Linked DNA regions of Mus musculus: region 1 is linked to region 2. Evidence: chromatin loops called from intact Hi-C (ENCODE). Cell type or tissue: left cerebral cortex. All regions are shown on one strand. Each heading gives the region's core, and the rest is flanking DNA. Links, peaks and the distances in the headings are about the cores only.

The links. A loop is a pair of places that touch in the nucleus more often than their neighbours do. Peaks named below come from ENCODE experiments on the same cell type or tissue, not always from the same donor. Only the 100,000 strongest peaks of a DNase experiment are listed, where the experiment ranks them.
Region 1: a loop joins it to region 2, with 1.9 times the contacts of the local background. A loop is called at or near these places in 4 of 42 quality-filtered maps.

The regions. Positions count from the first base shown.
Region 1 is chr8:13,070,514-13,085,611 of GRCm38, forward strand. It overlaps Proz (protein Z, vitamin K-dependent plasma glycoprotein), which reads left to right. Exons shown (of 8, transcript NM_025834.4): 7 at 1,963-2,080; 8 at 2,924-5,513. The coding sequence ends at 3,417. It overlaps Pcid2 (PCI domain containing 2), which reads right to left. Exons shown (of 14, transcript NM_178708.3): 9 at 14,810-14,951; 10 at 10,751-10,851; 11 at 9,382-9,455; 12 at 9,125-9,250; 13 at 8,035-8,158; 14 at 7,012-7,776. The coding sequence ends at 7,687. Among named protein-coding and RNA genes, the nearest start is that of Proz, 17 kb to the left of the region's middle. In left cerebral cortex, for the core only: no CTCF peak of the experiment used is centred there; a DNase peak (open chromatin) is centred at 7,223; H3K27ac peaks cover 240 bases.
Region 2 is chr8:13,013,497-13,028,594 of GRCm38, forward strand. Mcf2l (mcf.2 transforming sequence-like) reads left to right here. Exons shown (of 31, transcript NM_178076.4): 26 at 39-154; 27 at 419-511; 28 at 1,323-1,397; 29 at 3,851-3,972; 30 at 4,565-4,677; 31 at 5,200-7,006. The coding sequence ends at 5,371. It overlaps F7 (coagulation factor VII), which reads left to right and starts at 12,538. Exons shown (of 8, transcript NM_010172.4): 1 at 12,538-12,635. The coding sequence starts at 12,563. It also overlaps the pseudogene Gm15352. In left cerebral cortex, for the core only: a CTCF peak has its summit at 6,297; DNase peaks (open chromatin) are centred at 7,438 and 8,546; H3K27ac peaks cover 612 bases.

The DNA of each region.
Region 1 (15,098 bases), core at 4,148-12,147, 59 kb after region 2:
TACAGACAGAGTGTGGGGTGTGCAGGCAGTGTGGATGAGTACAGAGTGTGGGGTGTACAGGCAGTGTGGATGAGTACAGACAGAGTGTGGGGTGTGCAGGCAGTGTGGATGAGTACAGACAGAGTGTGGGGTGTGCAGGCAGTGTGGATGAGTACAGAGTGTGGGGTGTACAGGCAGTATGGATGAGTACAGACAGAGTGTGGGGTGTGCAGGCAGTGTGGATGAGTACAGACAGAGTGTGGGGTGTGCAGGCAGTGTGGATGAGTACAGACAGAGTGTGGGGTGTGCAGGCAGTGTGGATGAGTGCAGACACAGTGTAGGGTGTGCAGACAGTGTGGGTTGGTGTGGACCCAGTGGGTGGGTAAGCATCCAGGCTCCTCTCTGTCTTAATCTGAATCGTGTCGACTTCCATGTTCAAGGTCAGTCATCTTTCCTTTTCCAGCATCTAATATGATGTTAATCCACAATCTGTAGACTCTATCCATCACCTACATTTTCTCTTTAAAGATCTATCTACCTATCTACCTATCTACCTATCTACCTATCTACCTATCTACCTACCTACCTACCTACCTACCTACCTACCTACCTACCTATCTATCTATCTATCTATCTATCTATCTATCTATCTATCTATCTACCTACCTACCTACCTACCTACCTACCTACCTACCTACCTACCTATCTAATGAATGAATGTGAGTACATTGTCACTCTCTTCAAACACACCAGAAGAGGGCATTGGATCCCATTACAGATGGTTGTGAGCCACCACGTAGGTGCTGGGAATTGAACTCAGGATCTCTGGAAGAGCAGACAGTGCTCTTGACCGATGAACCAATTCTCCAGTCCTCGTCCATCACCTAAATTTAACTTGTGTTTTTTTCTCTCTACTTAGTTATTTGGGTTTCTGAAACAGTAATCACTGCTTTATTGGCCCTACATTGTGCCCACACCTAACAGTTCATTCTGAGTCAGCCTGGCTGACTTTCTCCTCAGTATGCAACATGGATCATGGTGGGTTTTCCTGCCTGGTTGCGGAGCTTGTAAACTATAACTTACTATTTACAGAAAGCTCTGTAACCATGTTTCACTGATGCTCTGAAACACGGGAAGATGCCCAGAAACAGCTTAATGCAATTATCCCTAGCTTTTAGGCTTTGTTGGGGAAGGCCAGTGCTGTGGTTGGGGCCATTTGCTTCCCCTACAGAGGCAAGACCCTGCTGTATATACCAAATGCTTGGCCACACTTTCAAGTGGCTGGAATAACACATTACTTTCAGCATTCGTGAGCCCAGAACTGTCCCCACTGCCCCTTTGGATTAAGCTTCCCTGGCCTTAAGTAGTTTCTCTCCACAAATCAATCCAACCATATGACTCCTGACAACAGGCAGAGCCTGCAGCTCCCCAGTGCCCTCTCCTGCAGCTCCTGCCACTGTGTCTTCTGGGGCTCTCCACTCCCATGCCACTCTGTGGGTTCTGCCTGAGTTATCCCTGCTGCCCTGCGCCATACAAACTCAGGAGTCACAAAAGCTCTGGCCCTGAAAGATCAATGTCCCTAGTCACCAGCCCTTCAGTTCTGTCTGTTTCCCTTGTTCCAGGGGGAGGAAAAATCTAACAGCCATTACTCTCCTTTGTCAGGAAGGGCCTCTAACCTTGGCAGTGTTGTCAGAGACACCAAGGAAGAGACTGTGGGATGTGAACACTTACTGTTTATCCCTGGTGCCCAGGACACCTACTCAGCTTTACTCTTCCCTGATGTCACACCAGCTCCTAACAGCCATTTTTTTTTTTTTGTTTTTCGAGACAGGGTTTCTCTGTGTAGCCCTGGCTGTCCTGGAACTCACCCTGTAGACCAGGCTGGTCTTGAACTCAGAAATCCACCTGCCTCTGCCTCCCGAGTGCTGGGATTAAAGGCGTGCGCCACCATGCCCGGCTCCCATTTTCTTTTATTTTTTAAAGGTCAGATTAACAAATTCGGAAGGAGAAGACTTCTGTGCCGGCGTGTTACTACAGGAAGACTTCGTGTTGACAACAGCAAAGTGTTCGTTATTGCACAGCAACATCAGTGTAAAAGCAAGTAAGTAGCTCTTCCGTGAACTCGATAAGCTCATAAATAAAGCAACCCAACAGAGGAATACAATGATTTTTTTTCTACTGGAAATGTTGTTCCTAAGGTAAGACACGAAACAGCATCAATAATACAGCAATAGCTGTAAACTGCAAGCATGGACAAACAAGACAAGTCTAGTAACATGTGGGCACAGCAGGCCAGTGCTAAGTAGCATGTAGACCAGGCCGAGTCCCAGCAGCAGGGCCACCACCTGGACCTGGAGGGCTGGCTGAGGGCCAGCAGAGCTGGGTTCAAATCCCTCCTCCCAGAGGAATGGGGTTCAAATTCCTCCTCCCTATCATCTTGGGCTGCAATCCCATCTCTTATCTGTAGCTTCATTCTCCATCCCTAAGATGCAGACAACCGTTTCTCCCTGTTGGAAAGTTCCTATAATCGGCTATGGATGTGCTTAACAGCAAATGTGAGCCTTGAAGTGAGCGTGTCTCACGGCTTATCTTTAAATATTTAGGTGAACAATCTGGAAGCTGAGACCCCACCCCCACCCCCACCCTGAACAAGCCAAATGTGCTGAGAAGCCCTGAGCAACCTGTTCAGATGGGCCTGGAGCCGTTCCTTTTCAGCGTCCCCCGTTTTCTAATCATTCCCCATGCTGTCCTGTATTCCAGAATAAACATTTGGCTTTTTTAGAGGACAGTGAAATGAGTGGGCTCAGCTCACTTTGATCTACACTCAAGTCCCGGAAGAACACTGCTGCTGGCCCCCAGGGTTTCACTGAGCAGTCAGTACCCGGTGGCTATCTCACCTTTGCAAACAAAACTTTGTAAGCTGGCTGGTTGCTCATGATTTCAGATGTTGACCAGAGGATCAGGATCAAGAGCACTCACGTGCACATGCGTTATGACGAGGAGTCGGGGGAGAACGACGTGTCACTGTTGCAGTTGGAGGAGCCCTTGCAGTGCCCCAGTTCTGGTCTCCCGGTCTGCGTCCCAGAGAGGGACTTTGCAGAGCATGTCCTCATCCCTGGAACGGAGGGTCTCCTCAGTGGCTGGATGCTTAATGGCACACACCTGGCTACCACACCGATGCTGCTGTCGGTCACACAAGCAGATGGCGAGGAATGCGGACAGACCCTGAATGTAACGGTCACTACGAGGACAAGCTGTGAGAAGGGCAGTGTGGTGATGGGGCCTTGGGTGGAAGGAAGTGTGGTGACCCGAGAACACAAGGGCACCTGGTTCCTCACGGGGATCCTAGGCTCGCCACCACCACCAGGGCAATCGCAAATGCTCCTCCTCACCGCAGTCCCGAGATACTCCATGTGGTTTAAACAGATCATGAAGTAGCTGAAATCCAACAACATGGCTGCCAGAGGGTCGAATCCGGTCACAGTTAGCACTGGAAGATGACCTCTTATTCCTTGGAACTTTACATTTTTCTTTACTCTTGAGAATTTCATACACACATATAATGAAATGTGACTACACCCACATCCCATTTCCCTTCTCCAACTCCACTTATATTTCCTGAGACTCCACTAAGTTCAGTTAGCACTACCTCTGTGTGTATGGTGTGGGGCCATCCACTAGAGCACCCTCAGGACTACACAATTTTCCCTCCCTCAGCAGCTATCAACTGCCAACAGCTCCTCAGTGGGGAGTGTGGCAGGGACCACCCCCCATCTATGTCAGAATCTGGCTTGATCTTGTGCAGTCTTGACCAGGTCACCCCAGCTGCTGAGTCTGTTCCCACTAGAAGGCACTCTTCTCGACATCCCTCCCACCTCTCAGCTGTATGTTTTTCCCCATTCTCTTGGACGATTTTCCCTAAGCCTTGATGGAGGTGGAGGTGTAGGTGCAAGAGAAAGGGAGTTGGGGCCTGTTGATTAAGATGTCCCCCATAGGCCTGAGCCCTCAGCCCCTACTCTAACGCTTTGACTAATTATACATCTTTGCATTAACTGCGGCCCATTATGAAAAGAGGGTTCTTTGACCAAAGCTGCCAACAGCCCAGCTCTATGGTATGAGCATATATATTTAGAAGGTAATTTTTAACATGACCTTTTAGCAAAGTAACACTAGCAGCTTCTACCCCAGGCCTGTGACCTCCCCAGTCACAAGCTTTTGGCCGAGATTATAGCTTCAGGCATGGAATCCCTGTGAAGCAGGCCTCACAATCAGCCAGAAAGCAGTTCTGTACCCACAATTGCACCAATGTGCACATCTTGCCTGGCATGTCAGTGTTGTGGACGAGGGCCCAGCACTGGGTAAGACCATTGTTGCCTCCGCTGTTCCTGTAGCTAGCACAGGCTTCTGGCCTTATGAAAGCTAGCCAGCAAGGCGTTTCTTTGGTAATTTTTATCCAAACAGAGGCCTTAAGGGAAAAAAAAATAGGATTTGTGAAATAAAAGCAGTGTCAGTCGTAAACTGGCCGAGTTACTGAGTGGAAGCTGAGTGGAGAGAGGCTGTGAACACCCGTGGTTGTGTCACAGTTGGTGTGTCGAACACTGGAACAGGAGGTGCAAGGGCAGCCTCATTCTGGTTCTGCTAGGGAGAGGAGAGCAAGCTTAGTACTGAAGAGGGCCCTGGACCTCCTGACAAGGCTGTAGCTAGACACGCTGGGCGAAGCCCTCAGCGGATTCCAGGAGTGCGGCAGCCTCTCAACTCAGCCCTGTGGTTGGGGAAGCTGTGCTTACGCAAGACCTTAGTTTCCTGTGCCTCAGCACCTTCATCTCTAAGAGGAATAGCTCAACTGTGGCTATGATGACATTTAAAAGGGGAGGAAAAGGTAAACTGAGCCCCAAGTCTGAAGATAGACTGGGCTGTGAAATAAGGCACTGTCTCAAACGAACAAATATAAGGGGCCAAAGCAGTGTGCCCTTAGGCAAGAGATAAGTGTGAGTATTTAATGTTGATGCAAACTAGTTACAATAATGTATGGGTCTGTGTGCCCACGAACTAGGACACCAGAGACAGCACACAGCACAGTGTGGAGACAGCACACAGACACACACTGTGGAGACATCACACAGCACACACTGTGGAGACATCACACAGACACACAGTGTGGAGACAGCACACAGACACACACTGTGGAGACATCACACAGACACACACTGTGGAGACAGCACACAGTGTGAAGACAGCACACAGTGTGGAGACAGCACACAGCACACACTGTGGAGACATCACACAGACAAACAGTGTGGAGACAGCACACAGACACACACTGTGGACACAGCACACAGTGTGGAGACAGCACACAGACACACACTGTGGACACAGCACACAGTGTGGAGACAGCACACAGACACATACTGTGGACACAGCACACACTGTAGAGAGGTTGCTTCTTTAATTTCTAAATTCAACTATTCGTCACTTCAATCAGGTTCTGACTTACGACGTCACTGTTTAATAAATTACCTGGAGCAGCCTGAAAAGTTGATTCTGTTGCTTCTAAACTCAGAACTATGGGACCCTGGACGCTCATAGCAACCCTAATATTTGAATGGTTACAAGGATACCACTCTACTGGATCAGCTCTTCATGGCAGCTCTGCAGGAGGTAACACCATAGACATGGACACAGAGGACACAGGAGGGCAGGCTTAGCCTTGGTGGAGCTCATAAGCTCTACCAGCCTATGAGGGGCCACGCTCAATGCCAGATGCCTCTCTGCACACCGTGGGCGAATGGTTCAGAGAGTAGGGACATGACCATGGACATGGCAAAGGCAGTGTTCTCAGCTGGAAAGTGGTACAATTCATACCACAGGCACCTCTTCCTTTGGCCCTGTTCTGGAACCCAGCTTTAGCTGCTGGAGATGGCCACATGGAGAATACAAGCTGTCCACGCCCACCCCACTGAGCCCAATATCCAAGCCCATATTCAGGAGTGAGCCACCTTCTAGCCCCCAGGACCATCACATGGAGCAGTTGCCTAAAGCCACAAAGCCTTGACCAGGCAAAGATTTGGGATAAAGTCAGGATATTGATGCCTCATGGCATAGTTTGGGTGATTTTGCCATCCTGCAAGAGGATGCTAATGAAGCAGCCACGTAAGGGGACGTCCTGCACCATGCCCCGTGGAGACCACGTAAGCTCCCCCACAGTTCGTCTGCAAAAGGAATGGCTTCTGACTACAAAAACTCTGCAGAGACTAACAAATTGTTAGCCTTTCCACATTAGTGCACTTCTCATAAACGGGGGACAAGCCTCACATCGTGGCACCCACCTGGTCTGGGGACACAGAGGCAAGAATAGCATCATGTGGAAGCATGGTCTACATAGAGTTCCAGGCCAGCCAGGCTATATAAAGAGACCCTACCTCAGACAGACAAATGGATGGACAGATGTGCGGGTGGGCGGGCAGGCAGAGAAATACAGAGATGATAGACAAGTGAACAAAATAAACAACACACAGAGGAAACAGACACTCTTAAGAAGTTGGAGTATTAGGGGCTGGAGAGCTGGCTCAGTGGTAAGGAACACTAGCTGCTCTTCCAGAGGACTTGGGTTCAATTCCCAACATCCACAGCTATTTGTAACTCCAGGATCTGACCCCCCTCAAACAGACATACATGCGGACAAAACACAAATGCACATAAAATAAATAAACTATTTATTTAAAAAAAGGAAGAGGAGGAGGAAGGAAGAGGGAGAGCTGGCCGTACCCAGTGCTGCGGGATGCACTGTGCCCAGAACCCTCTGCTGAAGCCCACCCAGGCTAACTGTCTAGAGGAAGGGTCTCTGGAAGGGGCTAAGCTGGATGAAGCTGCAGGGTGAGGGCCCGACAGGACAGTGGCTATAGGAAACGGAAGCGAGGCAGAGGAAAGGCTCAGAAGGGGCCATAACCAGAGCCCAACAGCCAGGTCCTGTCTTAGTACTGCACAGCCTTTACAACTGTTGGAATTTACATTAGACTAACTCTTGCTTTTCTTAAAAAAAGGTGTATTTATTTATGTATGCATGCCTGTTTGCCTGAGTGAGCTTTTGTACACGTGTGCAGGAGCCCGTGGAGGCCAACGAAGGCAATGGGTCCCCTAGAACTGGAGTTAGAGGCTGTGAGCTGCCATATGGGTGCCAGGAATCAAACACACATCCTCTGGCAGAGCAGTAGCTGTTCTCGCCTGAACCGTCTCTCCTCCCCCTAAATTCTACTTTTAAAAAGAAGCCTCAAGTTAACCCAGCATTCCGAGCTCACAATGCTGACATTTTGCATATGAAAACAGATGTGTTACATAACAGACAGTAAAGAACTCGTGCCACTTGTATAAACTTGGGTTACCTTTTTAAGAAAGAGAGAGAGAGAGAGAGAAAGAGAGAGAGAGAGAGAGAGAGAGGAGGGAGGGAGGAAACCCTACAAGATGTCACAAAGGTAGCCTCCATAAACAAACCGAAGCCCAGCTGTCTCCTTCCCGGACGCTCAGGAGCACCACAGGCCAGCAGCAGGGTGTTGGTCCATCTTGAAAAAGAACTCCAGGTCTTGGCAAGGCTGGCATGAGTTAGGACACTGGAAACCACAGTGAGTGCCTCAGGTGCTGGCGACTGCACCAGGAGATGTGAGCTCCAGCGGGCAGCGGTAGCAGGAGCACGCTGTTGGCAAGGCCTGGGCATCAGCACACTGTGGACAGCGGAGGGAAAGGGTTCTGCTTGCTGACGACCAGTTTCTGATGCTGATGGGAGATGTAGCCTTTAATGTGACCCTGAAACAGACAAGGATAGAGGCTTACACTTCTGAGTCTCAGTCACATCAAATACGACATGATGATGAAAACTCCCTTCCCTGGGGACACACTAGTACAGGTTATAGCCCTCAATACTGATCCACAAGAGGCCCTTTGAATAGTATTTACTGGGGGGGGAAGAAAAGTCAGTTCTACTAGAATATGCCTTCATCAATAGGTCTCCTGGTGACATCAGCACCGTATCACAGCCCCCTGAGAGCAGGCGGACTCACGCACCATGTATATCAAGTTGGCCAGAATGCACTGGACCTCGTCAATGTCCACGTCTTCCACGTGCATGAACTTCAAAGCGACCAGAAAGGCGTCTAGGGACAGCTGATGTGTCTTGAGTAACAAATACCTATGAAGAAAAGAAACTACTGTAAGTAACAACAGGACTCAGCACTTCAGGGACAAGAAGAAGAGCCAGAGGACAGGCAGTGACATTATTTGGTGAGCTAATGTTCAACATATTTTAAGTTCTTACTGATAAGATACACTCTGCAACACGGCCCACAAACGACAGCTATTAAACACAATAGTATATAAGCTTTGTACTGTAAGCAGCCACTGTATGAATAGATATTTAGATATTTTCTGAGTATCTATTAAATCTTCAATGCATTCTTTATCATGTCAATTAACTCTGAGATGTCCTGTGACTTCAGCTCCTCCTTACTATTTCTGACTGACTGCCTTCAGCTATAAAAGGGTCTGTGTGTGTGAGAGGCGGCTGGGACGAGGCCTCAGAAGAGCCACTGTCCAGCATCACACACAAGAAAGGGAGCCATCACGCTTAACGCCCTGACACACAGTGGCGACAGAGGATAAGCCAGCTGCCATGGAGCAAAGGAAAGAGGACAACAGTTCCACAATAGCGTGGACAGGCAGAAGGCGTCTGGTACCCTAAGCTCATGTTGAGTCTATTGCCAAGCTATGTCATTATATAGCCTTCAGGGTCAGCCTCTGTCCCACGAGGGTCAGGATGTTGCCCCTATAGGCTACAATGAGGCTGTATCATCTGCCCAAGGGATGCCTTTGCAAGGCAGCCCACTTTCTTTTCTGCTGTGTGTGTCTATGTGTGTGTCTATATGTGTGTCTGTCTGTGTGTGTGTATGATGGGTGTGTAATTGTGTGTGAGAATGCAGGTGTGTATGTAGAGTTCAGAGAACAACTTCAGCTGCCAGTCCTTGCCTTGCTGAAAGAGGCTCTCCTTGTCTCTGCTGTTTTTACACCTACTATGGCCTGCACGCTTCCAGCTCTGACATGGATCCTGGGGCTCAATGCTTGCAGAGCAGCTCTGCTCACTGTGTCCCCAGGCACTCACACTTTCTTGAAGAGGTTCCTGTACGTGATGATCTTCAGCTTCTCCAGGATGAGGAAGATGCCACAGCGGATGAAGAACGTCTCGTGCTTTGCCAGCGCCTCATTGAGCAGCAGCAGGTTGCCCTCACTGGGCAAGAAGAAACACCACGTGGGTCACAGAGCCAAATCACAGAAAGAGAGCTCATCGGGGTTTCCAGGGCAACACATGTGCAATCTCCTCTAGCCTCCTGTTCTTAAAGTGTGAAAGCACGGGCCTACCTGACGGCTTTGGTCACTTCTGAAAACTGCATCAGGTGGTATTTCCTCAGGAGCTCGATGGTCGGCATGTGACCCTAGGACAGAAAGTTAGCTTTCCATAACAGAAGCACTCTCACTTAAAAAAAAAATGTCTATACGAGTATATCTGTAGTGTACATCCCACATGTGCAGGTACCCAGAGGCCACACAAGGGCATCTGATCCCCGAGAGCTGGAGTTCCAGGCAGCTGTGAGCCACCTGTCATAGATGCTGGGCACCCAATTCCAAATGTCTGCAAGAGCAACAAACACTCTTCACCCCTGAGCCATCTCTCCAGCCCCAACAGTTCCACTTTTAAGATCAGTAAGATTCTTATCAAGAGATTACCTTTAAACAGGGAAACAAACAAAAGCATAGCAAAGCACGTGGAAGAAGCTGTGCCAGGTGGAAGGCTCAGCAGGTCAAGGCACCTGCCACCACGCCTGATGACCGGGGTTCAATCCCCGCAGAGCAGAAGGAGGGACAGTCACCCTCTAAGCTCCGTGAGTGCTGTGGTCTGCACAGCCACACAGAAACACAAAACTCTGGTCAAGAACTAAGGAGGCCTGGGCACAGCTTTTCAACTTGATGGGTATGACTTCAGTCATGACCTTCCATGTGCTCTGTCACTTACGCACTGAGGTAGGGAGGTGGTAGCTGAAGAGACACCAGGGTAAGCCCAGGGCTGGGGAATGAGAACGGTCAGTGGGATTGGGGCCGCAGAGGGGCGGCCTCCCTGCTTCCCATTCTCATAAGCGATTTTCAACCATCTGTTTCAGCCACATGCAGCACTGTGTGCCTCCCTCAGCCATGTATTAGTCTTAGATGTGAAAAAGAACCCCTTTGCTTGTACTCTAGGCCAACTGACTAGTCTATCTACCTAGGTGGCGTTCCTGCTCAAGCATCAACTGACCCTCACAGGGATATGCACCTGCAGCCCATCCACTGGGAAGTGGAGGCAGGAGGGTCAGAGTTCAAGGACAGTCTGGGTTACATTAAGTTGGAAGCCAACCTCAAGTGCATAAGACTGTCTCAAAAATATTTATTTATTATGATTAAGATTCCCATAGGCAGACTGGAATAGTGTTTTTCCTTTCTAGTTAACTCACTGACATGAAACTAGCTTCTAAGAAGAAATATAAGTAACATGTACCGTTTCCCTTGTTCTATGACCATTACAGTTCAGAGTTTCTGTCACGTGAATAAACACAACAAAGCTCCCTGGAAGGACTTGGAGCTGCGCCGGCATGTGCAGGCACGTGCACACTCTGCTCTGGGCTGTGCACAGGTCCAGCACACCCCACAGCACAAGCACCGCAACAGCGAGCTACAGTCAGCTACACTCACTCACCAGCAGCATCTTCACTGGCAGCAGGTAGATCAGAATCATCCTCTTGTTCTTCTGGCTGGAGCGATGGCAGTGTTCAAAGGCAAACGACAGGTACTCCTCCGCTGCAGAGAGCAGGCCCTCACATCAGACCGTGCACACAGCCCAGTATGCTCACCCCTGCCTAGTGTGCCATGACCTTGGTGCAAAAGGCAGGGCAGCTTTCCGGCCCTACGACAGGAACAGCAGCCCTGCCTCATTTCTGTCCAGGGACTTCTCTTAATTAAAGTCCACAGCCCCATGGTGATCAGAGACAACACAGTTAACAGAAAACTATGTGCGTTAACTTCTGATGAGATTCTAATTTGGTACAGACACCTGCAGGTCAGCAGATTGCTGTTAAAGCTGGAAACCACAAATGCACATCTCCACACCGCTACTCAGGACTCAGCAGTGAGAAAGCCCACCGTGGGCAGCACACAGAGCGCCTGCCACTTAAAACCACCACGCTCAAACATGGTCTGAGAGCCTGTGATCTAAGTCTGTCCTGCCCACAACTCTTAAAGGCAGGGGCTCTCATTTCAGGTAAAGAGTCTGAACCTAATAGATTTAAGAATACAGAAAATAGCTGGGCAGTGATGGTGCACGACTTTAATCCCAGCACTTGGGAGGCAGAGGCAGGTGGATTTCTGAGTTCAAGGCCAGCCTGGTCTACAAAGTGAATTCCAGGACAGACAGGGCAATACCGAGAAACCCTGTCTCAAAAAAACAACAAAAAAAAAGAATACAGAAAATAAATATTCAGTTTGCCAAGAGATCCTACCCTCTTGCAGACTGTCCAGTGATACCCCGCATAGATCTCAGAAGGTTAACCCGCCAATGAGACCTGTTAAGAAGGTGAACAGAACAGGCCTTTCCTCAGGTGCAAAGCCTCAAGGTTCAGAGAGCAGCGTTGGGAGACAGACTTTCCTACACAGGTGAAGTCCTGCCGAGCCAAAGAAGGAAGCAAGAACTCCACCTGCTATGGAAGTCTCTCCTGGACTGTCAGGCCACTGACTACAAGACAACAAATATGTTTGAAAGCACAGGTCGCCTCACACAGACTGGAGTCTGGGGCTGAGGAACCTGTCACTGGGGCAGGCCTGTGCCATCCACCCCAAGCTGTCTCACTAAGAAGCCACAGAGGCAAAGACAACCCAGAGCCGGCTTCCTTCCAGTCAGCACGTTCCTAGTGTGGCCCTTTGAGTGGGGCCCACAGCCAAGAATACACACACGGACAGCACGGATTGGCTTCTTATGTGTCTGAGTATGTTCTGTTTTGTTAAGAGCTCTCTCAGAGGACTCAGGCTTGGTTCCTAAACCCACACTAGGGGCTCACAACCATCTGTAACTTCTGTTCCAGAGACTCAGACACTGTCTTCTGCCTGGATGGATCCTGCATGCACACGATGCACTTCCTACCCACATGCAGGCAACACTCAATAAAACAAAAGTAAATCTTAAAGAAAAGAAAAAGCTGACAGAGGGAATGAGCCTGACAGGCAGGCGTGAAGAACCTGAAACCTCAGGACCCAGGAAGTAAAACAGGAAGTAAAACAAATGATAGGGAGGCTCTGAAATAAACAAACAAAGGAGAGGTAAGAAAGGGCAACGCACCTGGGGGTAATTGGGAGGAATGAATCTACTCAAAACACACTGTATGAAATTCTCAAGAAATTGATCTTTTTAAGAGAAAGGAAAGAAGGAAGCGAGGGAGGGAGGGAGAAAGGGAGGGAGGGAGGAAGGAAGGAAAGAAGGAAAGAAGGAAGGATAAATGGATGAGTGGATGGATGGATGAATTCCCGGCAGAGCTTGAGAGAATACTCAGGGATAGGCCTAGCCTTTTTCTTTTTTTTTTTTAAAGATTTTTTTTTTTATTTTACATGTATGAATATTTGACTACATACAAGTGTGCACTACATCCACCCCTTTATTTATTGTTATTTATTGTTCTTTTTTTTTTTTTAATATGTAAGTACACTGTAGCTGTCTTCAGACACTCCAGAAGAAGGAGTCAGATCTCATTGTGAGTGGTTGTGAGCCACCATGTGGTTGCTGGGATTTGAACTCCGGACCTTCGGAAGAGCAGTCAGGTGCTCTTACCCACTGAGCCATCTCACCAGCCCAGGCCTAGCCTTTTTCAGAGCACAAAATAGTTCAGCAATCCCAAAGGCAAGGCTCAAGACCACTCAGGCTTAAAGTAAATTGGAAGAGCTGGAAGAGAAAATGCTGAGTGGCAGTGTAAATACACCAACCCCAGCTACATCAGGGTGGCAGTGTGAACACACCAACCCCGGCTACATCAGGGTGGCAGTGTGAATACACCAACCCTGGCTACATCAGGGTGGCAGTGTGAATAAACCAACCCCGGCTATCTTATGGATCCCCAAGTATCACTGAGCTCTCTTAGGAACACCACATCAATGAGATGCCATCTTCAATGCTCCTAACTTAGGCTTTCTGTTTAAGATGAAAAGAGAAATGGGCAATGATCAAGGAAACCCCTTCTGTAGAAACTTGATCACCTACTAAAAACAAAGAAGAAAAGGAAACGAGGCTTGACTGCAAAGGAGCCTAAGCAGCCACCCCTCCGAAGCTACCCTCCTGCTATTTCCTGGGGAAGGGAGCGCATGGGCATCTTGATAATGCACGCTGCACTACTTTTGCTATTACACCTCACCACAGTCAGAATGGCTGCCATCATGAAATCTGTCATCAACTGACTTGGAGAGATAGCTAAGGGGTTAAAAGCCCATACTATTCTTCCAGAGGACCTGAGTTCAGTTCCAGGTTCTAGCACCTATATCTGGTAGCTCACAAATGCCTCTCACTATAGCTCCAGGAGATCTGAATCGTCTGGCCTCTATGAACAAGGCATGCAAATAACCCCTCTCCCAATACACATACATATAATTAACTCAAAAATAAAATAAATCTTAAAAAGTATTTTTTAAAAAAGATTTTAAACAAACATGAAAGATGATGTGGGGAAAGACAAACCCTTATTCACTGCTGGTGGGAGTGCAAATCAATGCTGCTATATGTAAATCGGTCTTAAAAGACAGAACTTTACCTGCTGCAGGCATTCCACACCTGGGCACACACCAGAGCCCTCTATGCCTATCACACAGATATCACACATCCAGGTTCACTGCTGCTCTACATACTATAGCAAGGATATGGAACAATCCAGACATCCATCAGCAGATGCAGAGAATAAAATGCACACAAACAGCATACTGTTCACTCGTTAGTTACACTTGCAAGGCACAGGGAGGCCACTCAGAACAGCAGCACTGGATACTACAGAAGGACAGACTGCGGGGGAGGGACACATGCGTCGTGAGAGGACAGCAAGCTAATGGCTTTCTAGTTCCAACTCTGTGGTAGCTAACCCACGTAAAAATGGGCGGGGAGAGCCAGCTCAGGTTGTCATCTGCCCTCTGTGCACCAGCCATGGCGCACACACACACACCAAAAAAATCACACCACACACATGCACACACACACACACACACACACATACACAAAATAATAAATTTCAAAAATACAATAAATCTAGGTGTGGTACCCCCTGTAATTCCAGGACACTCAGGAGCCTGAGGCCGGAGGATAACCATGAATTTGAGGATAGTCTAGGTTACATAGTGAATTCCAAGACAGCTTGTACTACAGAGTGAGACCCTGTCTCAAAAAACAAAGCAAAGAGGAGACTGGACAGATGACTAGGTAGTCAAAAGTGCTTCCTGCTTTTCCAAAGGACCCAAGTTCAGTTCCACCTGTAAGTCCTGCTCCAGGGGCTCAAACACCTTCTTCTGACTTCTGTGGGGACCTGCACAACACACACGGCATACATTCACATGGGGGTGCATGTGCATGCTCACTTGCTCGCGCGCTCTCTCTCTCTCTCTCTCACACACAATTTGGACTTGGATTATACATACGTCTCACCTTAATAAAATACAGTCTTATATTCTCTGCGACATCAATGTCAGTAAGGCAGAACACATCTTACCCAGACACGGAATAGTGTCATCACCGTACCTTGCTTGAAGTCACTGTCAAACATGGCCTTGCGCCCCACGTAGTACTTGTACGTGATCCTCTGCGCTGTGCTATAGTCATCTTTCAGATTCGAGCTGTCGATGGCTCTGATAAGAGGTTTACACAAATGGAGTTTGTTGATCTATAATAAAGAAGAAACCATTTAAAACATTCATAAGCAATATCAACAGAACAGGCAGACAAAAGGACAGACATGAACTTCTGGCTTACTTTTTTAATATAAATTTCAAAGTCATCAAAATTTCAATAAGAAACAAAAAACTACCTG
Region 2 (15,098 bases), core at 2,503-10,502:
ATACTGGTTTTTTCTCTATGGGTCACTGATGCCTTCAGTCCCACAAAAGGGAACACAAGAAATGTCAAGAAGCTCGAAGACCGGAAGACGGACCCGCTCAGCCTGGAAGGCTACGTGAGCTCATCGTTACCAAAGCCCCCTGAGAAGGGCAAAGGTGAGTGTCGACTGCAGTGTGAGCCTTTCAGACGCTGCTCCTGGAATGCCCAGCGGTCAGCATGGGAGAACCCAGGAGCCCCTCAGCACACTGGTCACATAGAAGGAGACCCCCTCATTTGTGGTCACCGGGTACCTCCACCAGGTGCACCCTAGGATGTTCAACTGCTCTGCCCACCTTCCTGAGCATGGGGCCATGGCCCCTTGCCCCTGCCATCCTCCCTCCCGGATGCTATCTCTGCACTCTGTCTCTCCTCCCTCCTAGACGATGCGGTCCCTAGTTCTACCTCTGAAAGCTCTGCGCTTTCCAGAAAGCGCTTCACGCTGCAGGGCTTGGCTAACCTCAAAGGTCAGAAAGGTAAAGAGGCAGTGCCCCCCCCCACTGCCTTCCACACCATCTTCCTGTGGTGACCTCTGGCGCCACATGCAGCCGCACGAGCCCATCTCTCACCCTGTCATTCGTGCCCACCAATGCTGTGTAGATACAAATGCCTGACGTTATCTTTTAGGGGTGCCTTTTGGATACAGAGAGAGCCAACTTTACGAGTGCAGCCTCCTAAGAACTGGGGCTGTTAACCACTTTTCCAGCCTGACGTCTTCTGCCCCTTCTCCCTCTGCCTCACTTCACATTTTCCTGTCAGCTCTGCAGGCCTCTGCCTTTCTTGCTGTCGTGACCCTCAAGTGCTGATTACCATGGTCAGGCGTCTTCTGGGGTGTTTTTGCCAGTGAACAGTGGCAAAGAAGCCTTTTAACTGAGAGCTGAAATAGTCTGGTCACCTGGGGATGCTCTTCAGTGACCAAAGCCCTGATGTGTTTCAGCTCTGCACAGGGATCCCTCCCAACAGTCCAGCTCTCCCCAGGTGACAGGCATGGGTTCAAAGAACTAATGTGCTCCCCAACTTATAATTCTTACCTGGCTTCAAACTTGAGCAAAAGAAGCTTGTTCTATAGCGACGTTCTTTCTAAAGCAGAGCTGAGGGCAGCCCCTAAGAGGATGACTGACGGCTAAGGCCACCATCTACCACCTCTGCTGTCTGGGCCTCTCCCCTTCCCTGTGAGAACCCTCAGTCATTTCATCTCGCCAACCTTTCACCTGCCTCCTCCACTCACTCAGCAGTTCTTCAGCTTTCTCTCTACTGTTGTATTTTTGCCTCTTCCTCTTCCTGCAGCCTCTCCGACCAGTCCTGACAAAAAAGCTAAGCGGCACGAAGTAAAGAGCGACCCGACTCCCTTTGGTTTGCGAGGTAGCGCTGCAGCCCCTGAACCCCAGCCCAGCATGCTGTCTGGCTGTGCAGGGCACCTAGGATGAAAGCAAGTAGATCAGACGAGCCAGGAGCAGTAGTAACTGATGGGTCACAGCTTGAAGCCTAGTAACAGATGCTGACAGATGCTACATTCCTGCTGGCTCCTTAGCCCATGGTTGGCAAGCACAGGCACAGGCACAGCTTGGCTGACCAGCTTTTCACTGAGATTTATCACTCAGTGCTGGTGCAGGCTACAGGTGCCCTGTTCAAGGGTCACAGTACCAACACCCTCCCCCGAGTCACCAGCCAGCCCAGTTCTTCTGGGTAGAAAGAAGCTGCAAGATCAAGTCTTTGCTCCAGGCGGACAGTCACTCACATGGGCCACTGGAGTCAGCTACACTCAGGGCCTTGAGTCTCTGTGTCCTTCTCCCAAATCCTCCATTGTCCCTCAAGGATCTCAGATTCCAGGAGAGGGTTCCCAGGAGCACCCTCAGCATGATACCAGACTTACCCTACCCCCAAACGATGCTCCAAGGCCCAATTCCCCAACCGGTGTGCCAAATGCTGTTCCCTCCTCGTTCCGGCTTAGTGTTCCCATCCTTCCTACCTTCCATCATGCACTGCCTTCTACAGAAGTGGGTGCAGATGCAGGCCACGCCTGAGGGGGGGCGTTGTACAGAGCCTGACATTCTCATGCAGTGTCCCAGCATCCTCCAAAGAGAGTGATCCCCCCCTAATCTGCGGTCATCAATACTTGTAAATCCTTTCATGTATGTGTCTCGCTTCTGCTCCCTGGAAACTGCCAGAGCAGCATGCCAGGCCCCCTGTTAACAGAGTATCCAATACTCTGACAGCATTGTGGCCTGGTGCTGATCTGGTCACAGGCACTTCAGTTATGGCAGCTGCCAAAGCTTGAGCTGATTGAAGCGTCTCAGACACGCTAAGGAAGGCAACGGTTTCTTTATAGTTTGTGACCCGCTGGGTGGGCTCTGATGATGGAAAGTTGTGTACTTAGAAGTGTTCATCTGCTCCAACAGTCCTTCTGCTCAGGTAGAGGCCCCTGTGTAAGCACTGTAGAGGTGGTTGGAGGGGAAAGACAACTGAGTCAGGCTTCTTGCACGTGTCTTGGAGCAAGAAGGGAGATGACTATAGCTGGGAACCTCTAGAAATCAGTTCTTAACTTACATGCAAGCCTGACATGACACTTCCCAGGACCAAGTACACAGCTGTCCCCAGGCCTCAGGGAGGTAGACAGAGGGGCTCCACTTGTTCCTGCCATGGTGGGGTGGGCTCTGAGCCTGCATAGCTAGCTGGTAGCTGGGAAATGTCTAGGCCCAGCTGTTTTCTAGGAAGACAGAGAGGTTTACCAGTGTCCCTGGGAATGCTCAGCTATGGAGTGGTTGCAGAGCTAACAGCTTCTTTGTTGCCCTGATTTCATGGGGGCTGTTCTGTAATTCCATCACACCCCTGCATCCTCTTACAAGGAAGAACCACGCTGCACCAGCACCTAGTACTATATGATGTCAGGTATGCCTAGCCTTGGATCCAACAAGCAAGCTGGCCTTCCTTGCTGTGCTTTTTGTGTGATGATGTGTCCTCCAGTGTCGTCCAGTGACTATTCAGTACCCAGTAGGACAGGGTAGTTGCTCCAACCTATTACTGTCTGAAGAATTTACTCAATAGGAGTTTATGATCTCCATGTCTGCAGTATGGGAAATACTGTAATATCCTTTGGCGCATACATCAAGATAAACAAGAATGACGCAGTAGGAAATTCGGGGACCCACTGGCCAACCCAGTGGATTTGCCAGGAGGCAGGACTGGGGCTCTATCATTGCTAGACTGCCCATACATGGCTTAACCTAGTCCTGGTCATTAACTTGTGTATCTCACAGGTCAGGGATTTACTTGGTCATTCTTGCCGGGAATTGTTTTTCCTGGCGGCCAAGTAGGTATTGCCCATCGGAATTTTTATCTGAAGACAGCATCCCTTCGTGGGGTTTGCTATAGGGTTTAAGTAGGTGAGCTTAGTAGGTCCAGGGGCCTGAAGAAGGTAGAAATGTCCAGGGGAGTTCTGGGCCTCATCTTAACCCTTAGAGTGGCCCGGCAAATAGCAAAATAGACATGGGCACTCTCATACTGCGTCTCCCTGTGCTATGCAGTCATAGCAGAATGGAGCCAGCATTTTATAACAGTGTAGGAACCAGTGGGGAGTCTAAGCAGATGATTCCAGTGACAGAAAACTGTCACATGCCACACAGTTCAATGAACCTAGGAAGATGGTAGACTTAAGTTCAGAGTCCCACAGATACACGTTCCAAGGGGTCTGTGGACCTCAGATCGAATACACTTGGGTAATGGTGACTGTAGTGTGTGTGTGTGTGTGTGTGTGTGTGTGTGTGTGTGTGTGTGTGTGTGTATGCACATACCTCACACGGCACTGTTTCTCCTAGGCTGGAGCAAAACATCCCACTCCCTGGAGGCCCCTGAGGAGGACGGAGGCTGGTCCAGTGCTGAGGAACTCATCAACTCATCTGATGCTGAGGAAGACGGTGGAGTGGGCCCTAAGAAGCTGGTAACCATGACCTCCCTACGGGTGTCCCTAAGTGGGTCCCTGTGTCTAGTGAGGATACATCCTGGCCTGGGCCCTCTGTTGCAGCCACTGTTCATCATCTAGAGATACCCAGTGCTCACTTAGATCACTATCCACTACCCACAGCCCCATGGCACCGTGTGCCCCCTGCCTCTGCTAGAGCACAGGCATGGTTTACCCCTTCTTAAGGGGACAGCCCATACTTACACATAGTTAACATTGGTAGAATGTTCTAGCCAAACCCGTAAAGACAGGTAGTAATGTGGACACATTGATACACTCGTTTTTATTTTTTAACATGGCCACAATATGAATTGTACCATCTCCCTAACACTAGGAGTCTTTCAGTTTAAGCCAGAAATCTCACCAAAACCTTTACAAGTGGCAGAACCCCAACACTACACTGGTCTTCCCCTTGCTAGTTCTAATGTGGGCACTGCTGCTAGTGTATAGCTGGTGATAGAGGTAGAGAACAGACAGAGATAGAGGATAGGTGTGTTGTGGGGGCTGCTGGCGCTGGGAAGAGGGAGTGCCAACAGGATGAAACCTCAGCCCTATCCCTTGTCACTCTCAGGTGCCGGGTAAATACACAGTGGTGATGGATGATGAGAAAGGGGGCCCTGACACCCTTGCCATGAGGAGTGGAGATATGGTGGAGGTGGTGGAAGAAGGCGCTGAGGGCCTCTGGTAAGATGGCGGTAAACTCTCCTGCCTCAGACATGTCCCTCACACACAAATGACCTGTGTGTTCCTACCCAGACATGACCATGTGTGTTCCTACCTCAGATATGTCCCTGTGTGATTCCCACCTCAGACATGTCCCTGTGTGATTCCTACCTCAGACATGACCTATGTGTTCCTACCTCAGACATGTCCATCACACACGAATGACCTGTGTGTTCCTACCTCAGACATGACCATGTGTGTTCCTACCTCAGATATGTCCCTGTGTGTTCCTACCTCAGACATGTTCTTGTGTGATTCCCACCTCAGACATGACCTACTTGTTCCTACCTCACACATGTCCCTGTGTGGTCCCACCTCAGACATGATCTGTGCGTTCCCACCTCAGAGGTGACCTGTGTAGTCTGACCTCAGACATGCCTCTGTATGTTCCCACCTCAGATGCATCCATTTGCCCACCTCAGAGGCACCCAGCGACAGATTGGGGGCATGTGGAACATTACAGCCAGTGACTTCCTCTTTCAGGTATGTTCGGGACCTGACCAGCAGCAAGGAGGGATGGGTGCCAGCCAGCAGCCTATCCACCCTCCTGGGCAAATCCAGTTCAGCCCAGTGTCTGAGCAGCTCAGGTAAGATCCACTGTGCGCGCCAGCTGTGCCCTGAGCCTGCCGAGATCCTCAGCCCAGAGCCCGTTTAAAAGCAGAGGGGTTTCTAGGTGTGCAGAGCAAAGGGCCAGAGCCGAAGCCTGTCTCCACTGGTTTCCCGCAGACTCCAGCCCAGGGTCAGCCGTGCTGAGCAGCTCATCCAGCTTCAGCGAGGGCTACCCTGCTCCCTTCTCCGAGCTCCAGGGATAGTGGCCAGGCCCCTGTGGCAGGCACTCGAGGTCACCGTGCAGTAGACCAGCATGCAAATCTCTAAGTTTTTTGGTTTTTTTTTATTTTTAATTTTTATTTTTGCTTGGGCTTGCTTAGTTTGGGAGGGGATGGTGCTCCGAGATCTCTGGAAACAGGAGGCCCCTGTCAGCCATGGGCTTCAGAGGACATTGGGGCCTTGGAACCAGGACCCCACTGCATATGCAGATGCCAGGAGACAACAGTTCACCACCAAAGCTTCTTCAGAGACTCCAGAGTGGACAGAGGCGGGGCTGTGGGTCAGGAGACCCCTGTGCAGGAAGCTGGGAGGCAGCCAACAGCCCCTGCTGTGCAGCCTCTCTAAGGTGTCCTGGCCTCTCTGGTGCTTTCTACGGCAACACGACCCTGAGGAAGCCACTTCTAACAGGAGTGAACAGTTTGCTACCAACAGCCTAAGGGGGGGTCAAGGGACTCTCGTCTTTTATAAGTTTTTGATTTTTTTTAAACAGGGATTAACCCCATGGCCATTTTTTGTGGTACTCTGGCCTCAAAACTTTAACCAAGAATCACTGTGTTTACATGAAATGACAATTTGATACTGTATTTGATATAAAACTATTTTTTGTTACTGGGGTTTACATCAAAGCACGTTGTTTATACAACTAACTGATTTCTGGGGCACTCTCGCTGAGACCTGGCACTCCCTGGAATACAGGTGCAGGAAGGCCTGGTCAGCCAGGGGGTGTGTCCTCCTGGGCAGCCAGGGGGCGTGTCCTCCACCAAAAGCAGTTGGAAATCATTGAGAGTCTTGCATCTGCATAGGTTTCGTTTTCACAAGAAATGTAAAGTATAATTTAAAATATTAGCCTTCTTTTCTACAATATAAAGGAGACTCTCTGTTTTTTAAAAGAACATCATTAAATTAGGATATTTTTATTATTTTTAAAGAAAATGTATAACTCCATGCTGTCAGTCATCCTCAGCAACTCAGGCACTGGCTGCCTCTCCACGTCAGGGCAGGCCCCACTTCCCCTCTCCTAGCCCCGTCCACTCTGCCCTACAGCAGGAGGGGCTGCAGCTGAGCTTGGGGTGGGGGACGGGGATCTGCAGCCTCCATTCAAGTCACGGCAGAACTGCCACAAACTGTTGTTTTCCGCTTTTTTGTGTGTTTCAGAAACAAATTCTGTTCTTTGGAAACTCTCTGTGCCTAGTAGGGCAGATATTTTTATATGTGTGTATATATGTTCACGTGTGTACATAGGATCTTGGTGTAAAGGATGTATTTATGGTCTCACGCTGCTGAACATGTGTCACTTTACGGTCCCTCCCTGTCTCCTCACCCTGCTGCCATGGGAGGCCACCGAGGCTCGTTCACCACTGTATGTCCAGGAAAAACACCCTCCTCCCCTGCCCTATGGCTTGCAAAGCCATTACTGGCTACACCTTCAGAGAATGGTAATAAAATAAAAAACGTGCAAAGACTCAGTAGCATTTCTGGTTATGTGTTATGCGGGAAGAATCGTGGGACATAACTGCCCAGCCTGTTTTGAAAAAGCCACCTTCCTTTGGGAACTTGTCCTCATAAGGACACTTTAAAATGTCATGTTTTTGCCGGGCATGGTGGCTCATGCTTTTAATCCCAACACTCAGGAAGCAGAGGCAGGCAGATCTTCTTGAGTTTGAGGCCAGCCTGTTCTACGCAGAGAGCTCCAAGCCAGCAAGAGCTACACACAGTGAGGCCTCATCTAAAAACCAACCAACAACAAATGTCACACCTCATTCAGCATTGCTCTTACTTCCTACTGCTCTGATATAAGTAAGAAGTTAAACTCAGAAGTCTTTATTGTGTGAATGAAGTTTGGATAAAGGCCAGCAATTCCTGCCATCTCCCCTCTTGGTGTGAGCCCTGGGCTCCCAGAATGGTTGTCACAAATGCCTTGTGTGGCTACTGTAAGACTGAGGCAGAACGGTAGGGTGTGGAGGAAGTGCGGGTACCACACATAATATGATATATGTTTTATTTTATCTGACAGTGATGGTGTTAAAATAGTAACAACATATACTTGGGTGTGTGCTGAGTGTGGAGGGGACTAGAGACATGCAGTAGAGGCATTACAGAATAGTAATAACACATTTGACAACTCCTCGTTGAGAAGGTAGAGAGTGAAGCAGGTTTGTTGATCTGTGAGAAAGGTAGGGTGGAGAAATGGGGAAAGAACAGTGAGCAGAGACACAAAAATATAATAAAGAGATGTGAGCAGACATGTCTGACTTCACAGGGCAACTAGTGTCCTAATTGATGTGCCCAGACAGCACCAAACAGGCTAGATAAATTACCACTAAAGGGGAGCCTGAGAAAAGGGCGATGACTGAGAATAAAGGAAAGCAAAAGGAGTAGCCTGAATAAAAGGAAAAGAAAGCTAACATAGTAATGCTACTAACAAAAATGAAATTTATGGCAGTTAGACTATAAGGAGCTAGATGGACATCCAAACTTTTAGGCTAGTAATAATGTTCCAAGTGCAGACAGCAAGGCTTGGTGGTCAATGCTGCTGCCATAGACACTGATGCCTGTGTATCAAACAGGAAATGGTACCATTTTCAGCACACACAGAACATACACAAAGCAATGAAATAGATACTTTGTGAATGGTGTTTGGAAGTCCGTAGCCATTATTCTGTGGTATCCACTTAATCTAATCTGACAACACTGTGGATAACAAGTATAATCAGTTAAATTAAAAGTATAAAGAAGAAATTGAGAGAGTTAAAATAAAAACAAATCAAAACCTTAATTCTTGAAAACCAGAAAAACTGACTGTAACTTGTAGAAAAAACAAGAAACAACCTTGCCTGCGCCCGCACAAGCCGTGCAGATCTCCACCCACGGAACATCCAGAGAGTCGCACCACTGCGCTGATGGAGCAGACATGGGCAGAGCTAGGGCTGGGGTTGCTGCTTCCGGCACTGCTCCTACCCACACAGATTCAATGCAACCAAATATCTGTTGCACCAGTTTCCAGTAACCAGAATATTTCTGCTTCCCCAAATCCAAGTAATGCTACCACCAGAGTGGGTGGCAGCTCCCCGCAGTCCACAGCTGGTCTCCTGGCACACACTCTCTCTCTCTTCTACATCTCTACTGTTAGAGACTCAGGCCAGGAAATGTTTCTACTTCCCATCTTCTAGACTCACCCCAAATGGCAACCACAAGTCCAATGTGACCAGGAATAAACAGGTTACCATACCTCAACAGAAAACACTGAGAATTCAAAATCTGACCAGATTAAAGGACGCGTTGAGAGAAGAGAGATGCCAATATTGAACCTGCTGGAATCTTACATTCCAAGATGAAGACGGCATCCAGAATTGATGTGATTTCCTTGAATGTGGCTTAAGAAATGTGGACACTTAAAACTCTCACTTGAAATTGGACATAGGTTTGATGTAGAGATTAGGACAGGGTGCAGAATGGAGACCCATTTTGTCATTGGTTCATCTGACCTATAAAGCCATAGTGCAGTTAGGTGATATTCAAAAGCGTCTTTCATGCTATTTATGTATATGTTAGAAGGAACTACCAGGCGTTGCTTTAAATTCCCAATTTGTTGTTTCAGTACTACTAATTTAATATGCTAAGCTCTAGGTAAAGTTCCACGTTGTGGAACTTTGACTATTCTCTTTGAAAGTGAACATTTTACACCCTCCTTCTGTGGCTTTAGATCTGGCATTGTATTTGACCTTTATTAGTAATTGACATGTATCAGGCAATGATGGATTGGAACCCACCCCCAAATCCAGCCACCACTGAATAAATCTGATTTAAAAAGTCAAAAAAAAAAAAACCCTAAGAAACTATTTAGCAAAGAGTGTTAGAACATGTCAAACAACAGTGGTAGAACACACACACTCGCCCTATAGGGCCAGTAACCTCCCAGACCATGGCGTTTGGTTTGGTTTGGTTTGGTTTGGTTTTGGTTTGGTTTGGTTTGGTTTGGTTTGGTTTGGTTTGGTTTGGTTTGGTTTGGTTTGGTTTCTTTTGGGTTTTGGCCAGGTTTACAGCACCAGGCGATTCCCTCCTATGGAGCCAGCCTCATATCCAAATCAGAAAAGAGTTGGTTACCCCTCTAACAGTTGTAATTGGTTACCAGTGTAACAGTCATAGTTGGTTACCCCTCTAACAGTCATAGTTGGTTTCCCCTGTGACAGTTGTAATTGGCTTCCCCTGTAACCGTCATAGTTGGTTACCCCTCTAACAATTGTAATTGGTTACCCCTCTAACAGCCCTAGTTTGTTAGCCCTGTAACAGTCATACCACTGTTTGATTCATAGGTTCGGTTACTACCTATGTAGTCACTGTTCTAGCATGCAGGGTTCTCTGGTGAATGGGACAGCTGATGACTCTTTCCTCCAATGGATACTTTCAGAACTATGAAAACAAAGCATAAGGGAGGAAGTTTCAAGGTCAGTGCCAATTTGATTCTCTATATGCTACAGATAAAGTGTGGTGTATCTTCAGCAATCATATATTTATGGTGGGCAAGCAAGAACAATGACCTATGTTGGGAAAAAAACCCCACAAATTCTAAACAAGTAAATTTGTCCATGTAATGCAGGTATGGTGCAATATCAAAAAAGTACTGCTGTAACTTACCATGTCAAACTGAACCAGATAAGTCAGCAGTCTCATAGATGTACAAAATTTTAATTGATCATTAATTTATCATGGTTATTGCACCAGGAGTTTAAAAACAGTTTTCAACCAGATAAAGCATGTGTATCAATCTTCAAAGCAAAAATTTTAAGTATCCTCATCCAAGCAGAAATCAAAGAGAGGTGAGCAAGAGCCTTCCTAGCATACAGGACAAACATGAGGACACCTCACTATTGAGATCACTCACTAGAATAGGGACTAGCACAAAGGAGCAAGAAATGAATCTGGTGGATTGAAAGTACCTGCTCCTAACCAGGAAATTCAGGAGCATTCACACATTGTTAACAGTAGAGTCCTCGAGGCTAATACACAGAGCAAAACAGACCCAGAGAAGACACAGACCCAGAGCAAGACAGGGATCCAGAGCAAGATACAGATCCAGAGCAAGACACAGATCCAGAGCAAGACACAAATCCAGAGCAAGACACAGATCCAGAGCAAGACAGATCCAGAGGAAATAAAAGTGATACTGACCTTTCTGATTCAGATCAGCTCTCTAGTTCTTAAACTTCAAGTTACTGGTGGCATTGCCACTGGTCCCCAACCTTGCAGGGTGTCAGAACCCACAGGCATCATCAAACTCTGTGATTAGGACTGCTCCAAAGATTCTGCTTCCCCATGGAGTGAGGGAGCCTGCATCTGTGTAGGTGTCATGGATGATGTGAGTGTGAAGGTGTAGCGTGCATGTATACAAGGGTGTGCATAGGCTGTGTGTGGAGTGTGTGCATAGGTGTAAGAATGGTATGCAACTGTGCAAAGACAGTGTGCATGTGTACAAGTCCATAAGGAAGTGTGAGCATAATGTATGTGTGTGTCCCCAGGTAATTCTGAGCCCACTGTCACTTACGGGTCTCTCATGTGTGTCACATGTACAAGGGTGAGGCTGACATGTAGCAGCATGCTGAGGGTTCCAGTCCTGTTCTGCAGACTGTGGGGGAGCCCTTGGGGAGCTGGCTGGGGATGAGGCTTAGTGCTTCCTATCCCAGAGAAGGGGCAAATGGTCCCTGAGCACATACAAGGAATATCCACATAAGAAGGACTCCCGGATCCCAGAAGAAGCCTGTTTATCTTTCCTGAGAAGGTAAGTGGGGAGGAGTCCAAAAGACGGACAGACAGTGACCCCATGCTATCCCTCCATGTGTCTGCACTATGTATGTACAGTGCTAATGGTACCCATGGTACAGGTGTGAAAAGAAGACCAAGCAAACAAGGCCCCTGCAGGTCCAAATGGGATCCTTGACGCCTGAGACGCAGGAGCCAGCCAAGGCACGTGCCACAGGGAGGTCGCCATCTGCTGAAGAACTTTAGCCAGAGCCCAAGCACCAGGCGGGCTCAGCATCTGTCCTCTGAAGCAACTCCAATTGTTCTGCTGCTCCAGAAAGCTAAATACACAGTTCCTGGAACTCAATAGGGAAGAGAATCCTGAGACCAGGTCCAGCCTCACATAAGAGAGCTGGGATGAATGGCTGCCATCTCCTCTCATGTCCCTGGAGTTACCCTGTCACGAGAGCATTGGATTTTACTGGGTGAAATTTGACCTCTATCCCAGAAGAAGCAACTGGGGTCCCAAGTGTGAAGGGACCCCAGGAGTCAAAGGTGCCCCTGGGGTACACCATGCTGGCAAAGATTAAAGTCCCTGACTAGAGAGGGAGAGGTACTGTAGTGTCCCACAAATGAGGTCTGACTCCCAAAAGAGTGGTCCAGCCTTGTACTGCCCCCTCCCTGAAAAGAACATTTTCCTCAGAGGGTCCAACTGAAGCCCACAGTGTAGTCTAGGAGGCTGCATGACCATAAACCGAGTGTCCTTGGGCTAGATCCAGTTTTTACACAGAAAGTTTCACGTGCTGAGAAACCTTGTTGATCTCAGGCAACCCAGTGTCCACAACTCCACCTGGAGCCTGGGCCAGAGGACACAAAGGGACAAGTCATGGGCCACCTGCCGATAGCTGTTTCCACAGTGTGGGAAGAGGAGGGGCAGGGCAGCCCTTGAGAGCCATTGACGGCTGCACAGCCCAGGTCTGCCCTACAGGTCTTTTCCAGGTCATAAGCCCATACCCTGTGCTTTAACAATGTCATCACTGTGAATATGGACATCCATCGGTGGGTGAGCTCTGTTCACACCTCCGGTCTGAGCCCACATTGCCTGCCTTAGCTTTCCTCTTTCCCTGGATGTACAAGTGCCAGAGACATAAGTGGCAGCCTCCAACCGGCCTCCATGCTTCCAGCCAATGCTCCAGCTTTCTCCACCCCTCTCCCCTCCCCCCTGACCTTTGCCCTCCCGGCAGCATCTGGACAGTCACCAGCCAGAAGCCACAGTCTCATCATGGTTCCACAGGCGCATGGGCTGCTGCTTCTCTGCTTTCTGCTCCAGCTCCAGGGACCTCTAGGGACTGCAGGTATATATGTCTGTCTGTCCGGGGAGGGTTTCTCTGTGCATGGAGTTGCTGCTCTTTGCAGAGGCAGCTGGGACATCAACAGGAACCCCCTCATGAGCAGCACACTTGATGTGTGTCCCTGACAAAAGCAGATAGCATCTGGATGCTTGCCACCCGGAAATAGGCAGCTCTTCACAGGGGTGGGATCTTTGGCTGTCGTCCTCCAGAGACGTTTTAGAAGTAGGGTGCTTTCCTGCCCTCTATGGACACAGACACTTGCCTGTGAAATTAGAGCCTGGGGGTCACTCAGTACAGAGCTCTGTGGCAAGGGGTCAGATGTGTCAGAACAGCCACAGGGCAACTGCACTAGAGGGCTCGCTCACTGCCTTGGCTCTACATCCACATCCACAGCCCCTCCCACCAAGTCCCCCACCACATACATACATGTGTGCCTCTAAGGCCTTGGGGGAGAAAGCTCGTAGTTATGAATCACAAGTTGCAGTCTTACAGAAAGAGATGCTGCCAGGAACATTCCCATGCATAGTGACATGGGTGGTCGAGCCAGTACTGTCCCCCTTGGAAGCCCATGGCACATAGGGATTGCAGTGGATTCTCCTGTGGAACTGAGTGACAACAGGAGCAATGGCTTTCCCAAGTTCTCTGCAGTGGTATGGAAGACCTTGGGGTCAGGTTTGCTTTGGATCTCCAGGAGATTGGCTGAAGTAAATTTACCTTCTCCTAAGGGCCCACCCCTTACACAATCACTTGCTGTAGAAGTGTATGTGTCCCAGTGGCTGGTGGCATATGGATCCTTCTCTGCCTGGTGAAGGACATTGATTGGTCCAGTTGGACAGTGTCTCCATCCTCTCTAGGAACACCAGAGAGTGTTCCTCGGCCCTTCCTCTTCCCTCTCTCTGTCCCTTCCCAAAATGGTTTATCTGACTTCCACTCTTGTCCTTCCAAGGGACCCTCCTCTGGGGTGTACCAACGTCCTCCTGGTAAGCAGAGCCACCTTTCAACCCCACCTAGACCCAGCTCCTCCCAGTAAGGCCCTCTGAGCCTCCTCTGCATAGGGAAAGCCTGTCTCTGTTAGCCCTCCTCCTGAATACATTGGATGCTATTGGGTCTTCCATAACTGCCTTCCTTCAAGGCTCTTCTTCCCATCTCAGTTACACGTCTTCCCGTCCACAGATATCCCAGGCACACAGTTTATGTGACACAGTTGTCATATGAGGACTTTGAGGGCCTCAACACCATCCTTGGTTTCCACCCCTGACTACCTTTAGGTGATTTAAACATCTGCACCCCATCTCCACACCCACTCCTGGGATTCAGACCCAAATCTTTGCTTTTCCAAAGCCAAGTGTGGAACACTGTCTTCTAGTTTCTGTCGAGGTCACTGACATTCAAGGTCGTGTGGTAGAGGCTGCATCTGAAACACTTCCAATGTAGAAAATCACAGGACTCAGAACCCCAGGTGAGGCAGCTGTGGCCATGGTACCCAGGGCTAATGCTATGTTATGGTAAGATCTGAAGCCCCAGGGCTATGACTTGAGATTCTTCGATTGACTCCCTGGACACAGGATAGAGGACACAGATGGGAGAAGAGAGGGAGATTTAAATATATGTTTGTGCACACATTTTATGAGTACCCAAGAAAGGGGTTGCACAATGTGTGATTAACTGTCTCTTTGTGGCTTGGTGTCACATGTAAACCTCGTGTTCACTGGCCTCACAGGAGACCACACCATTTGGCAATCTCGTTACTACCGATGTGTCATTTCGTGACCTTTTGTAAGCTCTCCAAGCATCTTCTCATTATAAATTCCTAAGAGAGATATAGGAGAAATGCCAAATCACATGGATATGGTAAACTTTCATCTCATCTAATAAATATGTCACCATATACTTCTACATAATACTGTGCCATGTTCTCTGTCACCATCAATGAAAGACACACCCATTTTTCTTAAAGATATATTTATTTAATGTATATGAGTACACCGTAGCTGTCTTCAGACACACCTGAAGAGGGCATCAGATCCCATTACAGATGGTTGTGAACCACAATGTGGTTGCTGGGAATTGAACTCAGGACCTCTGGAAGAGCAATCAGTGCTCTTAACCGCTGAGCCATCTCTCCAGCACAACACATCCAATTTTAAATTCAGCTGTGCCTGGTCTGTGTCATTCCCTGTGACCTTCAGCCCACAGAAGATGGTAAGCCATTGACGGAAACAACCTATGCACCTTCCGTTCCTTGAGGTGAACAGGAACTCTTTGGTCCCCACCAAAGAGTGGAATGGAAAAAGATTAATGTGGATCAGTTGTTCCCATCACTGCGGGAGATGGGTGTTTCTGCCACTGAGAGATCTGGTGTGGGTGGTTTTCATGGGCTGACCCAGTGTGGTTTCCTTCACTCACTGGAATGATCCAGTGTGGCTGTTTCCATTCCTGATGGGACCAAGAGTGGGTGGCTTCTGA